Regions from separate parts of the Homo sapiens genome. Here region 2 is linked to region 1. A link is an interaction called in ENCODE POLR2A ChIA-PET data of the cell type or tissue named here. Cell type or tissue: HepG2. All regions are shown on one strand.

What was found. ChIA-PET counts read pairs that join two places held together with the same protein. Peaks named below come from ENCODE experiments on the same cell type or tissue, not always from the same donor. Only the 100,000 strongest peaks of a DNase experiment are listed, where the experiment ranks them.
Region 2: POLR2A ChIA-PET joins it to region 1 with 5 read pairs; 5 of 35 experiments call an interaction of 5 or more read pairs at or near these places.

Annotation. Positions count from the first base shown.
Region 1 is chr4:140,636,344-140,644,343 of GRCh38, reverse strand. TBC1D9 (TBC1 domain family member 9) reads left to right here. Exons shown (of 21, transcript NM_015130.3): 14 at 4,916-5,014; 15 at 5,190-5,258. It also overlaps the pseudogene TNRC18P1. Among named protein-coding and RNA genes, the nearest start is that of UCP1, 71 kb to the right of the region's middle. RefSeq lists an enhancer at 77-750. In HepG2, CTCF peaks have their summits at 2,243 (motif pointing left) and 6,304 (motif pointing right); DNase peaks (open chromatin) are centred at 2,283, 3,073 and 6,303; H3K4me3 peaks cover 1,618 bases.
Region 2 is chr4:140,724,603-140,732,602 of GRCh38, reverse strand. The region is part of intron 1 of TBC1D9 (TBC1 domain family member 9); the gene reads left to right. LOC124900786 (a long non-coding RNA gene) reads right to left here and starts at 3,987. Exons shown (of 3, transcript XR_007058282.1): 1 at 3,959-3,987; 2 at 3,600-3,661. In HepG2, no CTCF peak of the experiment used is centred here; a DNase peak (open chromatin) is centred at 4,382; H3K4me3 peaks cover 288 bases.

The sequences.
Region 1 (8,000 bases):
CCCACCCCACCAGCCTGCCTCCCCACTCCCTGCTGTCCACCCCGGGTATCACCCGCAAGGAAGAGACCCCCGACAACGTGGTCGAGAAGAAGGACTTGGAGTTGGATAAGGAAGCCCCCAGCACTTTCCAGGCCTTGTTCTCAGATATGCCGCCCAGGTATCCGTTCCAAGCCCTGCCACCACACTACGGGAGGCCCTACCCTTTCCTGGGGCAGCCCACAGTGGCCGCCGATGCGGATGGCCTGGCCCCTGATGTGCTGCTCCCAGCTGATGGGACCAAGCGCCTGACACTCTCGCCCGAAGACAAGCTCATCCTCCTGTCCCCCTCCAAGATCCCAGAGCCGCTGCGGGAGGACCCGGAGGAAGAGCCGCTGGCTGAACAGGAGGCGAAGGTGGAGGTGGAGGATGTGGACGAGCGCCCCGCAGAGCTGCCGCCTCTGGAGTTGCCGCTGCCACTGCCCGCCATGGAAACCATGGCTACCCCGAGCCCTGCAGGCGGATGCAGAGGTGGCCCGTTGGAGGCCCAGGCGCTGAGTGCCACCGGGCAGGGCTGCACCGAGCCCTCTGAGTGCCCAGACTTTGCGGAGGGGCCTGAAGCATGCGTGGATTCCCCGGGCCGGACAGAACCCTGCACGGCCGCATTGGACCTGGGGGTGCAGCTGACACCCGAGACGCTAGTGGAGGCCAAGGAGGAGCCAGTGGAGGTGCCTGTGGCGGTTCCTGCGGCAGAGGCAGCGCCGGAGGAAGGCCTGGCCCAGGCGGCCCTGAGCGAGCCCCAGCCCAGCCTAGAAATGTCAGACTGTGACGTGCCCGCCGGGGAGGGAGAGTGCCCGAGACTGGAGCCCCGGGAGGCCGTGCCTGTGCCCGGCAGCACCTGCTACCTGGAAGAGGCAAGCTCTGAGCAGTTCCTGCCCGGCCTGGAAGACCCACTGGCTGGCATGGAGGTGGCCATGGAGCTGCCCCAGGCCAGGCCTCTGCCCTCCCCAGGTGCTACTGGAGTCCAGGCCTTGGAGAAGCAGGAAGCTGCCGAGAGCCTTGTCTTGGAGCAGAGCTTTCTGCACGGCATCACCCTGCTGAGCGAGATCGCAGAGCTGGAGCTGGAGAGGAGGAGCAAGAAGGTGGGAGGTGCGGAGCGGGCCCTGGTGGCTCGGCCCTCACTGGAGAGCCTGCTGGCAGCCGGCAGCCACATGCTGAGGGAGGTGCTGGATGGGCCCGTGGTGGGACCCGCTCAAGAACCTGCGGCTCCCACGGGAGCTGAAGCCCACAATAAGTACAGCTGGATGCGCAAGAAGGAGGAGCGGATGTACCCCATGAAGTCCTCCGTGGAGGACATGGACGTCCTGGAACTGGACTTCAGAATGTGGCGGGCCGAGGTCCAGCACCAGTACAAGGAGAAGCAGCATGAGCTGGTGAAGCTGCAGCGGCGCCGGGACTCCGAGGACAGGCACGAGGAGTCCCATGGAAGCTTGGCACGCAGGCCGTGGAAACAGACCCACGCCCCCGAGAGCCCTGTCGCCCGCCCGCAAGAGGGGGAAGAACTGCAACAGTAGCGGAAAGCTGAGCAGCAAATCTCTGCCGACATCAGATGACTATGAGCTGGGAGCAGGAATAAGGAAGAGACACAAAGGGCCCAAGGAGGAACACAATGCCCTTATTGGAACAGGGAAAGCCAGGGAGAGGAACCAGACTTGGGATGAACACGAGGCTTCGTCTAAGTTCATAAGTCAGCTGAAGATTAAGAAGAAGAAGATGGACAGCGACCAGGAGCAGTTGGCAAGCAAGCTCGACAAAGGCCCTCTCCCTCACCAAGCAGGACAAGTTGAAGTCACCCTTCAAGTTTTCAGACAGTGCTGGGGGGAAATCAAAAACTGGCAGGGGCTGCAGCAAGTACTTAACTCCTTATGACAGCCTGCTGGGCAAGGACAGGAAGGTGCTGGCCAAGGGCCTCCGGCCTGTCTCTGAAATCTTCCAGAGAAGGTAAACACAAAAGGGCCGCCAAAGCCAGGAAGATAGGGGTGGGGTTCAAGGCCAGAGGCCAGCCCAAGTCGGCCCATTCCGCGTTTGCCTCCGAAGTGAGCAGCTACTCTTACAATACAGACTCAGAGGAAGACGAAGAATTCCTGAAGGAGAGTGGCCCGCCCAAGGCCCCTCCGGCTAGCTCCAAACTGATGCCTTCCCTCCTGTGTGGCATGGTGGCAAAGGACAGCAAGGCAGCTGGCGGCCCCTAGCTGACCAAGAGGGCCTGGCACACACCCCCTCCTCCGCCCCCTCCCGGACTCTGAAACCTAAGCCAGCCACCAGCAGGAAGCAGTGGTTTTGTTTGCTGCTTCGAGAGGCTAAGGTGCATTCCTCCTTCAGCGACTCTTCGGAAGATTCATTTGACTAAGGTTACTATCTCCAAACACAAAATACTTTCTGTGTTTCCTAGCGAGAGAGTGCCTGCGAGTGAGCGAGAAGGAAGCGAGTGGGCGCACGGGAGAGATGGGGGGTGAGGAGGCCCGTGCGGATGGCCGCAGGAAGGCCGCCATCTGGGTTCTTGGCAGTGTAGCCTGCTGTATCGGCCAAATTATTTTTATTTTTGCTTTGATTTGTACTGTATCGTTGTGATAATATCGCCGGCTAGCTCTTTTTGAGCTGTTATATGGACTGCTTCTGAGTCTGCATTTTTCTCCACTTTCCTTCCTCTCCGCCCTCCTCCCCCTACCCCGAGTTCCTCCCCACCCCCATACTCACCTTTTCTGCCCACCCAGAGACCCCAGGCTGTGGTCAGGCTCTCTTTGGGCACGGGCCCAGTGGGGGCTTCCCGAGAAACATTTTATAAATGGAATTCTGTCATGTGGGCGTGTGACTTGATGTTTGTACTGCGATTTTGATAATACCAAACTTTATTAAACATACTGAGTTCATTTTTAACAACAACAATAAAACAAAAAGTGGAGGTGATAAAAATGGTTGCAAATTCCTGGGGAGTAGGTATTGATAAAGAGGTCAAAGGCTCACAAAGGCACTCTTTTTAAAGCCTCTGTTTTAATACACTCATGTAACTGTTTACTCAGATCAAAAGATAGAACGTGCTAGCAACCTGGAAGTGCCCCTTGTGCCCCTTTCATATCACTGTCCATCCAACCATGGTTAATAAATCTCCAGACTTCTAAAAGCGTAGATGATCTTTGATTTCTTTTGAACTTGATACAAATGGAATCTCACGGAATATGCTCTTTTGCTTCTGTTTTTTTTTGTTTTTTTTTTTTTTGCTTAGTATTATGATTGTAAGATTTAAATATATTGTTCTTTTTATTGCTGCAAAATAGTTGATTATGTGATGATATTGCCATTTCTTTATCCATTCTGTGCATGAGCATTTGAGTGGTTACTGACTTTTGGTTAATAGTGTCACTATTAATATTCTAGCATATGTCTTTCGGTAAAGTAAAATAAATCTATATATATATAGCATATATGTATATGCTTCTTGGGGGGGTTATATACTTAGTAGTGGAATATGAGAATGTTCAGTCAGTAGATACTGCCAGACAGATTTTCAGAACGGTTGTAGCAACTGATACTCCAACCAGCAGTATATAAGAGTTTTGGTTGCACTATATCTTTACCAACACTCGATGCTGTTTGTCAGCTTTTTCTTTATCCTTTAAATATGCGAAAGGAAAACAAAATCTCAGGACCCCAAACTCAGTTTGCCAAAGGGAAAAGTTACGCTTGGAAATTGAGTCTTGCAAAAAGCTGCCTTTCCTTTTGTTCCTAGACAGATAGCTGCAAGATAGACGGCCTCATGTCTCCCAAGGGGGCCTCCCTCACCCTGACAATGTAAATTAACAGCTCTTCACAGGTACAAGACCACAGAAGACTAGAAATCACCCCCACCTACTCCCCCCCCCACCCCACCACCCTAAGATAAGGTCATATTTGTCATCTTCCTCTACGTTTATCTTATGTAAAGTGCAGATTTACTGAGCGCCAGACAAATGCAGAGTTGACTGTTCCCTCTTCCCCACCTTTTCACACAACATGTGATACCCTCCCTCTTTTTTTCCCTTTCCCCTTTCTTCCCCCTGTTGCCCCTTTTCCCCTTTAAATATTGAAGTCCTAAAAACCTTCCCTGGAAAAAGTGCAAGCCACATAGCCTCCTGTGACTTGCATCTCTTTCCCAGGCATTTCCTCAACCTTGGCAAAATAAACCTCTAAACTGATTGAGACCTGTCTCAGATACTTTTTTGGTTTCCAAATATATTTAACTATTGCAGTCACTGCTTCCATGGGTTAAGCTTCATACTTTAACCAGGGTTTCTTTGTCTTTCTTTTGCATCCCTAAGATATATAAAATCTTACAAATTCTTTCTCTGCCTTCAGATAGAAAGACTGGTTTGGCTTTTGACAACAAACATTTAGGGGGTACGAAGGAGCTTGAAGAGATGGCTAGCTCACAGTGTCTGCCATCAGGAGACACATAGCATGCATTTCTGGGCCAGATGGACAAATGCTCTTGAACCTACTGGTCAGGAGCAGGGAGACTCACACAGGGTTGGAGGTTTCTTCCAATCTTCTAGTCTAATTGTTAGCCTTAGACCTTTCTGCTAGTTGAGAAGATTCTTTCTTTGAAGCATTTGTTCATACACAAGTAGCCTTATTTAGCCCTTCTTGACAAACTTGATGACTTAAGGAAAATACATTTGACTCTGAAATTTAATTCAGCTGCTGAGCTGCCTGAGAATTTCCAGATATTTATTTCTGATTGCTCGGTGGCTTTAAAACAGTAGCTAAAGGTGTACTGTAGGATGCCCATCATATGAGAAGTCATTTCTTTGATGTGTCAAGAGTGTGTTGCAGGCATTCTGCAGACAGGACATTGTGTGCTGTAAGAGATTTTTTCAGAGACACCAATATTGCTCCTTTACAGAAATTCGGAACTATCCGGGCAGATTTGATTGAACAGATGAGATTCAAACAGAGACTGAAAGTGATCCAGACGCTGGAGGATACTACGAAACGCAACGTGGTAAGTCCTTTAAGAAGTAGCAGGCAACCTCTGTCATCTTCCTTCTTCACACTCCTGCTGGCTGTGGATTCCTGCCTGACAGAACTGAAAACAATTTGAAAGGGAAAAATTAGGGATTTTCCCAGCATGGCACTTTTTGAGTTTGTGAAATTCATTTTGCTTAATATTTTTATAGGTACGAACCATTGTGACAGAAACTTCCTTTACCATTGATGAGCTGGAAGAACTTTATGCTCTTTTCAAGGTGAGTTGCAAGGTAAATTCATGCCCATTCAAAGGAGTAAAGGAGTTCACCTTAATAATTCAGTTAGTTCTTGATTTTTCTGTTAAATTAAGGGATAATATAAATAGGAAGCTAGAGCTGAGAGTACAAAACTGTAGTACTTAATATGAAAATAAACATTCTTATAACCAATTTAAGTTGATGTTTTAGTTACCTTGCACTCCATATAATATTCTAGTTGTTTACTTGAACCTAAAAAAATAGGTTATTGCTTCATAATACTTATTAAAAACAATGGTGATCAAGTTTAAGTTCTGCTTGAATTATTGCAAATTGTGATTGCCTATGTTAAGCTATAAAAACACCCTTATGTAGTTAGAATAAAGTTGTTTAAGTGCCCAAGGAAAAGCATAATTGGTTAAATTTCTGTGATTTTCCTTTCCTAATTCAGCCCCTACCAATCTTTATTTTTTTATTTTTATTCTTTTTTGAGACGGAGTCTTGCTCTCACTCTGTTGCCCAGGTACAGCTGGGATTACAGGCGCACACCACCACACCCGGCTAACTTTTATATTTTTCTTTTTTCTTTTTTTTTTTCTTTTTTTTTAGTAGAGATGGGGTTTCACCATGTTGGCCAGGCTGGTCTTGAACTCCTGACCTCCACCTCGACCTCCCAAAGTGCTGGGATTACAGGTGTGAGCCACCACACCTGGCCCCAATCTTGATTCTTAATAAGAAAGTATTATGGTCATAAATAAAGCAAAGTACAATTTTTTCGTTTGGAAAAAAATATTTTTGTCATAGGTATCATCAGCATCAGAGGTTAAAATGTGATAATCAACAGGAAAAAAAGTTTAAAATATGCCTTTTATGCAGGTGCCAATTTCATCACAATTTCTAATTACCATCAGAACTAAATTTGGCTGTTTTGAGAATTGCAAAGATAGTACAGGAGGAAATAGAAACGAACATAAAAACTAGAACACTGGTATTCTACGTCTTACAGTCAGAAAATGTGGTTGCTTAGGACTGCCCTTGCTGATGTCGCCCACTGCCTGTTCACCACTGGAGGGCACCACTGTTTTATTTATGTTGGTGTCACTAGTGCCTGGTAAAGTGCACTAGTACTAATACTAGAGTCTCTGCCTTTGTAGGTGTTCCAAACATGTGTGTTGAATTAATAGATAAATTAGTGATTAGTTCTCAATATAACACAGTCCCTGCATTTTTCTGACGAGGAAACCGAAGCCCAGAAAGATGGAGGCACTCCGGGTGTCCAGGCTGGTTGGTGGTGCGCTTGGTGCAGCATCAGCATTATCAACAGAGTGGACAGTGGCACCCCTGCCAGCCTGCATCCGGCACTTGAGGGTGCAGTCTCTGTGGTGTGCCAGCTCATGAATATTTTATTCGTACATGTTAAGCACCTGTAGCTAATTGTTCCACATAGTGTAAGTTGGAGATCCGTAAGGCAGGAGAAAACAATGATGCAATTCAGATCAGGTTTTTAAGGGATGCTGAGGACCAGAAGAAACGTTCTCAGGGCATGGGGGCAGGGCCAGGATTCTGGGGGGAGCTAAACGAAGTGGAAGTAGCAGCTGGAGGCAGCAAGAGCATGGACAGGTAAGAGAAAGGACTGTGACAGCGGACAGAGGAGGCTGACTCGGGGAAAGCAAAAGAAGGAGGACCAGGGCTGGCTGTACAGAAGTCCTGGATCTGGTAGTCATTGAAATCACATCTTTTTTTTTTTTTCCTTCTTTGAGACGGAGTCTCGTTCTGTCACCCAGGCTGGAGTGCAGTGACACGATCTCGGCTCACTGTAGCCTCTGCCTCCCAGGTTCAAGCGATTCTCCTGCCTCAGGCTCCCGAGTAGCTGGGAGTACAGGTGCCTGCCACCATGCCTGGCTGATTTTTGTATTTTTAGTAGAGGTGGGGTTTCACCATATTGGCCATGCTGGTCTCGAACTCCTGACCTTGTGATCTGCCTGCCTTGGCCTCCCAAAGTGCTGGGATTACAGGCATGAGCCACTACGCCCAGCTGAAACCACATCTTAACCTGGGCACTGCTGCGCTCTCTGGTCTGTGTACCTTCAGATAACAGCCGTGTCATTTGAACCCTGAGAATATGCTGAGGAAAGCAGTTTTCTTATACTCAAAACCCTGCCCTAAGGGTGTGTTGAAAACACAGGTTCCTCAGCTGTATTGAGGACCCAGAAGAACCTGAGACTCGGTTGGTGTCAGGTGGGACAGAGTCTCTTCTACTAAAGAATCCAATATAAAACTTCAGTTATGGACACTTCATGGAATCATTGCAACACTTCAATTGGCTCTCATTCATCTTCTCAAACATTTATTAAGTCATCACTATGTGTTAGTTACCCTGCCAGACTTCTTAGTACTTTAAAAAGCCAATTTCTAGAGACAGGTGCAGTAGCTCACATCTGTAATCCCAGGTACTTGGGAAGCTGAGGTGGGAGGGTGGAGTGCTGGAGCCCAGGAGTTCTAGACCAGCCTGGGCAACATAGCAAGACCCATCACTAAAAAATATATATTTTTTACATTAGCCAGGCATGGTAGCATATATTTGTAGCCCAGAGGCTGACGTAGGAGGATCGTTTGAGCCCAGGAGGTCGAGACTGCAGTGAGCCAGGATCACACCACTGCACTCCAGCCTGGGCAACAGAGTGAGACCCTGTCTCTTAAATTTTTTTTTTAAGGAAGTCGATTTCTGGGTATTTTTCTGGAGATACAAAGGAATGATGTAGT
Region 2 (8,000 bases), 88 kb before region 1:
ATTTCAGTTAATTAAATAAGTACTTAATGAGAGGAAGAAAGAACTGAGCAGTGTTTTATTTAGGACTTGGAGAACATGGGTGAGTAAACAGTAACAATGTCCTAAATGGGAAAGGTGTTCTAATTTCCCAAAAGTCTTCTTGTAATTATATTTGAGACATCTTACAATAGTATCTGGCTATTAAGGCAGAATGTATTTGCAGATTTAAATATTTTGCAACTGCCCAAAGATATCCATTAGTGTTTGGTTTTCTTTCTAAATAAGACCTGTGACAGGTCTCTGACAAAGACAAGCAACTGTCCATGGAGACTTGATGTCTTGGAGGTCAACTGGAGAAGATTAAGGTATAATATCTCCCATACCTCTAAGTCTCATTCCCATTTAATAAATTAAAACCACTGCATATTATATGTTATTCGTATGTTTATCAATACTCCTTTGAATTTGCATTTTCAACTGGTACTACTTCTAGGGACAGCAGACTAGTGAGCATAGACTTATGGTTAAGAGCCTGACTTCTGAGCCGTTACCTGAGTAGGGCCTATGTGGGCATTGTGCACTTAGAAAAAGATATCCTTTCTGAGCTATGTCACCAGAAAGGCACAGGCTTCCACGCAGGGCTGGGGCTAGATTTCAGCACCACCCATCCCTCTCATCCAGATAGCTTTATGCAATGTGCACATCACTCAGATGGAACACCAATATACCAGTTAAGGCACATTTTCTTTTATGGTATGGTGGAAAGAAGAGAGGTTTTAGAATAAGAAAATTTGGCTTTGAGACCAAATTCCACCAGCGTGTTTTTTTCATAGAGCTATAAAGTAAAAAAAATTGTATCTGCTCCTCAGGAGTTTTTGTGACGATCAGATTTGTAGTGAGTGCACTGAAGTACCCTGCAAATGTTTGGGGTGTGTGTGTGTGTGTGTGTGTGTGTATGTGTTTTAAAACTATGGTGCCATTGTGTAGGATTTTAGACCAGGTGTTCATTCTATAAGACACGCAACAGCTTGGAAACCATTTACCCTTTTGTGAATCAATCATTTTGGTGGTTCTAGAAACCTTTATTTTATTTTTATAGAGACAGGTTTTCACTATGTTGGCCACGCTGGTCTCGAACTCCTGGCCTCAAGTAGTCCTACCACTTCAGCTTACCAAGTAGCTGGGATTACACGTGTGAGCCACCTCACCCAGCCCTTTTTCCTTCTTTAATGGGTAGTCAGGAGACAATTTCTGGATTTGGGCAGTGAGACTCCACATAATAATTAGTGATCCTAATAATATGTAATATTAATTGAGTGTTTACTGAGAGCCTGGCACTGTGCTGAGTGCCTTACACATGCTCTCTTCTTGACCAACACAACAGCCAATAAGTAGCACTTACCATCATCATTGTGCTGCAGAGGATGGCACTGAGTGAGAAGCTACTCAGCAATAAGTGCTTGAGTTGGTGGTATGTAAACACAGGCAGTCTTCCTTGAGTCTACCTGCTTAAACCCTCTGCAGCCTACCTGCCTTTCCCCCTTGCATTTCTAGAACCTCAAAAGCAAGTTCAAATGGTCCCATGGTCTGAGTAAGAATGTGGCTGACTGTCTTTGGGTAAAGGACGAGCATCATTTAACTTGAGTTCATTGATGACAAGCAATTACTCTCTGAATCTTCGGAATACCAGCTCAAAGCATCTTCAGAATGGACAGTAGTAGTTCCAGTAGTAAGAAGGTATATCTGCAGGATTCTCCATTTTAGAGTGCAAGTACTCGTGCCTCATACTTGCTCCCTGTGGGCCTCAGCTCCATACCGTTGTGCATCAGGTGATTCCATGTACAAGCAAATTCATGTTCTATTTCTTTTTTGTTGTTTGTTTTTATTTTTGTTTTTTTGAGACGGAGTCTTGCTCTGTTGCCCAGGCTGGAGTGCAGTGGTGAGATCTAGGCTCATTACAACCCTGCTTCCCAGGTTCAAGCAATTCTCCTTGTCTCATCCTTTTGAGTAGCTGGGATTGTAGCACCCACCACCACACCTGGCTAATTTTTGTATTTTTAGTACAGACGGGGTTTTGCCATGTTGGCCAGGCTGGTCTTGAACTCCTGACCTCAGGTGATCTGCCTGCCTCGGCCTCCCAAAGTGCTAGGATTATCACAGGCATGAGTCACCATGCCCGGCCCATGTCCTGTTTCTTGATGTCTCATTTAGACAGTGCCGTCAGATCCATTATTTGTCAGGGTATCTTTGAAAGTCTTAGACAACATCTGATATCCCCTGGTACCAACAATGTAAGGCAGAGGGCTTTTTCCTGACCAGGTTCCCTTTGGTCTCAGAGTGGCCCGTTGACAAACACCAGGCTATAGGATAGACATTAATGTTACAGTGGCCTGATGAGGAAGAGCTACTCATGATGGTCCCATGCAGGCTTACTTATCATATCAAGGATTCAACTCTTAGAAAAAGCTTTTTAGTGCCTGGAATCAGAGTGGGACTCAAGGGCTGAAGCTTTATGAAGTTACACAAAGAGACACATAAAGTGGGTGAAGACTTTTTTCTGCCTGATTTCCAGGAGTCTATACGGGGGAAGGCATAAACCCTGGCTCTTGCTAAAATGGAGAATTTTGGCCCTGCAGAAGCCACAACAAAATACCTGGAAAAGTGGGTGGTGACAATACATTCAAAACAGTGCTTTCTCAGTGCTGGGTACCCCCTGGGGGAAAAAAAGACAAAAAATAGTTGTTTGCTCAGATTCAATGAAATAACCACTCAAGGGGATTTTTTTTTTTTTTTTTTTTTTTTTTTGAGATGGAATCTTGCTCTGTCACCAGGCTGGAGTGTAGTGGTGCAATCTCGGCTCATTGCAACCTCTGCCTCCGGGATTCAAGCAATTCTCCTGCCTCAGCCTTCTGAGTAGCTGGGACTACAGGCGCATGCCACCAGGCCCAGCCAATTTTTTTGTATTTTTAGTAGAGACGGAGTTTCACCATGTTGGCCAGGATGGTCTCAATCTCTTGATCTCATGCTCCTTCTGCCTTACCCTCCCAAAAGGGGATTTTTACAAAGGAATATGGCAAGGGAGAAAAACCCTGTTGTGTCATTATTTTTTATTCTATTTTGAAAATCAAAAGGAAGGGAAGTGCAACCTGTTACATGGAACTGAAATTATCATCTCCCTGGTGCCTCCATGGGGCCCTTTGCTGTTGTGATGGATAAATTGCAGTTCGAGAATGTGTTTGAGTGCAATCTCATTTTCATATCATCAGAATCTTCTGGGATTAGTTAAATCTCATTGAAACTGAGGATTTGTTCAAACTATGCATATCTCTCATATCTTATGAAAAGTAAATTATCTAGTATACACATTACGTCTGTGTAATTTTACTTTTACGTAGAGCTTCACATTCTGAGATCCAATGAGGTGGTTTCATCCTGTCGTTATGGGAAACGTGAAATGTCAACCTTCAGAGAGGGTAACCAATTAATGGCTGTGGCAAATGAGGACTGCATGACAGAGGGAAAATCCAAAAACAGGAAAGAGTAAGAAGAATAGAAAGATGTTAAAGCATTGCCAAGAGGATCTAGCATGGGCCCCAGAATGACACTGAAAATTTATTTACCTTCCATGTGCCTCAGTTTTCATCCAGAGAAGTAGATTTCGACCTGGTCCAGTGGCTCATGCCTGTAATCCCAGCACGTTGGGAGGCTGAGTCAGGTGGATCACTTGAGGCCAGGAGTTTGAGACCAGCCTGGCCAACATGGTGAAACACCGTCTCTACTAAAAATACAAAAATTAGCCAGGTGTGGGTGGCGCACACCTGTAGTCCCAGCTACTTGAGAGGCTGAGGAAGGGGGATCGCTTGAACCCGAGAGGCAGAGGTTGCTGTGAGCTGAGATCGAGCCACTGCACTCCAGCCTGGGCGACAGAGCCAGTCTCCTTCTCAAAAAAACAAAAAAAGCCGAGCGTGGTGGCACGTACCTGTAATCCCAGCTTCCCAGCTACTCGCGAGGCTGAGGCACAAGAATCGCTTGAACCCAGGAGGTGAAGGTTTCAGTGAGCCGAGATTGCATCACTGCACTCCAGCCTGGGTGACAGAGTAAGACTGTCTCAAAAAAAACAAAACAAACAAACAAAAAAAACAAGTAGATTTCTACTTTTCTAAGATGGCTAACTTAAATTAATTGAAAGTTTTGTTAAAACTGTTACTTTTTTTTTTTTTTTACCATTTAAAGTTAAAAATTTTTTAATATAACCCAGAAACACTTGACTTTGAGAGAATTCTGTTTATTTTCCCCTTTCATTGGATTATGGCCAACATTCCTGACTGGTGCAGAATATGGTATCAAAAGAATGTCTGCAGTATGTAGCCAGTGACCTTTATAACAACTGTGTGCATTGCATTTGGTGGAACAGTGTTTACCATCTTACTTTCTTTATTAACTTTGGGCCAGTAGAACCTGCTTGTTTTAGCTTTAGCCATGGCAACAGGCCAAATATCAGAATGACTCCCTATACTACTTCTGCAAATACTTTAAAAATAAATGTGTCCTTCCTCCTATAGGAGCTAGAGTTAAAAGTAAAAAAGTAAAATAAAAGAAATGTGCATGGAAACTCTACTCTATTTTTCTGGTAGACTATGATTTCTTAAAGAAAATTTTATCTGGAGAAAGAATTTAATTAGCAAAAGGTAATACTCCTTCCGTGCAATTAGAGAAACTAGAGATAGCAAAGAGAGGCCAACTGACTGCTCAGGTGGAGTTTACCAGCAGGTAGTACTTTGATGGGTGTTATGCCATTCCCACCCCTTTTTTTTTTTAACTTCCTGGCTAATTCGTCACTCATTCATTCATTCATTTATTCACTTGTTCACTCATGGAACAGATATTAGGTGCTTATCACATGTAGGCACCAAGGATGCAGAAATACATGACAAATTTCTTTGCTTAAGAGACTGTATTCAGCAAGAATCTGCTGAATAGCACATTCTGAGTCAGAACAATAGATTTTTAATATGGAAATTAGTTTCTTGGTTTTTGATAAGACTTAATGAGAGGCTTTCAAATGCACACTGTAATATATGTGCCCTTTATGGAAAATAGTTATTTGTGCTGAATGGGGATTATAGCATCACAAAATGTCCACGCTTCCATCCTAGGCCATAGGTGGTTTGGGACTCTGCCCCAGGCTGGGCTTTGAGAGCCTGAACGTGGCCACCAGAATGGGGCCTGGCCTGCCCCACTGCTGTGGGCAGTGATGCAAAGAGAGAATCAAAGGTGAAAGTAGATGCAGGAGCCAGGAGAGAGCCAGGTAGTCAGGAGTCTGACCCCTCAGGGGCTTGAGAATCAGATCCACAGTAGAGTCTTCCACTGGGGCAGTGAATAGGGGCAATCACTGCATTTCAAACAAATTACAGATAATTAGATGGTAACTCATTATGGCTGTGTTTTGCACACTAGGCTCTGTGAACTGCTGGGGATCTGTATACCTCTCAGAGTCTAAGTTCTCTCTATAATTTTTAAATTTGATATTTTCATTTTTGTTATGATGTTAAGAATGCTAACAAGATAACCTTGATACAAGTTTATTTGGGGTTATCAGAATGACCACCTTATGACTCACCACTGACACCCAACTTTAGTGTTTGAGTTGGCACTTGGATTTATGACTGGGTTGACCGCATATCAGTTGTTATGAGATATTGAGTAAATGACAGAGGCAGCTTGACTATGTAACAGATGCATTTGGGCAAAAGAAGGGCAAATGATTTTGCAGCACACTAAGCAAAGAATAGAGAAAAGTTGTGGTAGAGTAACTGCTTTGTGTAACAAAGATAATGTGGTATGCTGAATTCAGGAGAACTTGGGCCATGTTACTCTGTACAGCATTTCTGATCAAGTCGTGATTTAGTTTTAACAAAACAATCTCATCTTGCACAATAAGTAAATGTGGTTATTTCAGACTTTCATTGGTTTTATAATTTTACCATATTTATTTTTAAATATAGCTTGGTTTTATAATTATATTATAAATGAGCTTTGAACATAAGAAGTTTATACTTGGTTTTATGTTTGTGTGTATTTAAGTAACACCATTTCAAGACAAGGTAGTATTGGGGGTAGGGGTGTTGTGAGAATGTCTCTACTTTCAAGCCCCATAATTCACATTTAGGAAAAGATGTAAGAGGAGAAAAGTTTGCGCATGTTGACCCTGAGCAGCTGTCCCTCAAGCATCCCCTAATTCTTGAGGTTAATAATTTATTAGTGTTCTCAACAAAGAATGTATTTGACACAGGCACAAATATACTTTTTAAAATTTTTAAAATTTTTTTTTTTCTGAGGCGGAGTCTCATTCCGTCGCCCAGGGTGGAGTTCAGTGGTGCAGTCTTGGCTCACTGCAGCCTCCACCTCCAAGGTTTGATTGATTCTCCTGCCTCAGCTTCCCAAGTAGCTGGGATTACAGGCATGCACCACCACGCCCAGGTAATTTTTGTATTTTTAGTAGAGACGGGGTTTTGCCATATTGGCCAGGCTGGTCTTGAAATCCTGACCTGAAGTGATCAGGAGTTTGAGGTGATCAGGAGACCTGCCTTGGTTTCCCAAAGTGCTGGGATTATAGGCATGAGCCACTGTGCCTGGCCAATTTTTTAAAGTTTTGAGTAACAATATATTTATATGGTTCAAAGATCCAAAGATATTAAACAGCATACAGTGGAAAATTTCTCAGCCCTATTATCACCGACTCTAGGTCACCATTGTATTTATTTTTTCATGTTCTCCAGATTCTTTTTGCATGTACAAGCAAATTACAATATGTAATTTTATCCCACACTTCCCTGAATCCTTTGTACAAAAAGGTTTTTCCATACCGTGCTTTTTTCAGTGAACAATTGCCGTGCCCAACCCCTATTAACTCCAGGAGGGAAGGCACCAGGCTCAAGAGGCCAAAGATGAGATCCGCATCCAGCAAACGAGATATGGGGTTTTACTAGAGGGAACTTATTTCCAGAGTGGTCCAGTGTCAGTGAGCTGGACAGGAGAACTGCCACCAGTTGTAAAAAGCATGCACTTTATATCACATTTTAACTTAGCACTCTCCCCGTAACAACCTCCACCCAGCAACCTTCATTTAAACTAAAACAAAGGGCCCCCATCCCCTGTACAGCTCTTGTTCCGCTGGACCTGACAGGGGTTCAGATGTTCCTCATAGATGAGGAATGAATCTCCAGGTTGGCTCCTCTTGAATTCCTTAACTTGGAACTCTGAACACACAATCAGGTGCATAGACCATACAGGGTCGTTCTCAGGGTATGCTTAAGTTATTGCTGTCAGGTTCATCTACCGTACAATGGTATATCTTTCTGTATCAAAACATAGCATGTCATCTTTCTTTTGCTTTTTATTTTTTATGATTGCACATTCCATTATATGGCAATGCCATCATTTTATTTACTCCTCTGTTAATGGACGTTTATTCTATTTTTCGGCATATACTATAAAACTGTTGCAATAAATAGCCGTGTACATATGTTATTTGGCTAATTGTGAAATATATTTGTGGAAAAAATTTCAACAAGTGAAATCGTAGGGCCATTGGTATATGCATTTGCAATTTTGATAGGTATTGCCAAATTCCCCTTCCTAGGGGTTTTACCAAGTTGCACGCTCACAAACCATGTGTGAGGAATGTCTGTTTTCCCAGTCTTGCAAAACAGAATGTGTTATCATATTATGGATTTTTGCCATTCTGACAAGTGAAAATGATATTTCAGTGTACTTCTAATTTGCATTTTCTTTTAAGTGTTGTTGAACATTTTTTCATGTTTACAAGCCATTTATAGATTTTTTTCCTATAAATTGTACTTGCTCTTTGCCCACTTTGTTTTTGGTGGTTGCTCCTTTTCTTATTGACCAATTTAGGAACTTTGTATATTAGGTACATGAGCCTTTTGTGTGTGATCTGAGTTGCAAGTTTTTTTTTTTTTTCCAATTTCTCTTAATTTAATGGTGTTTTTGACATGTAG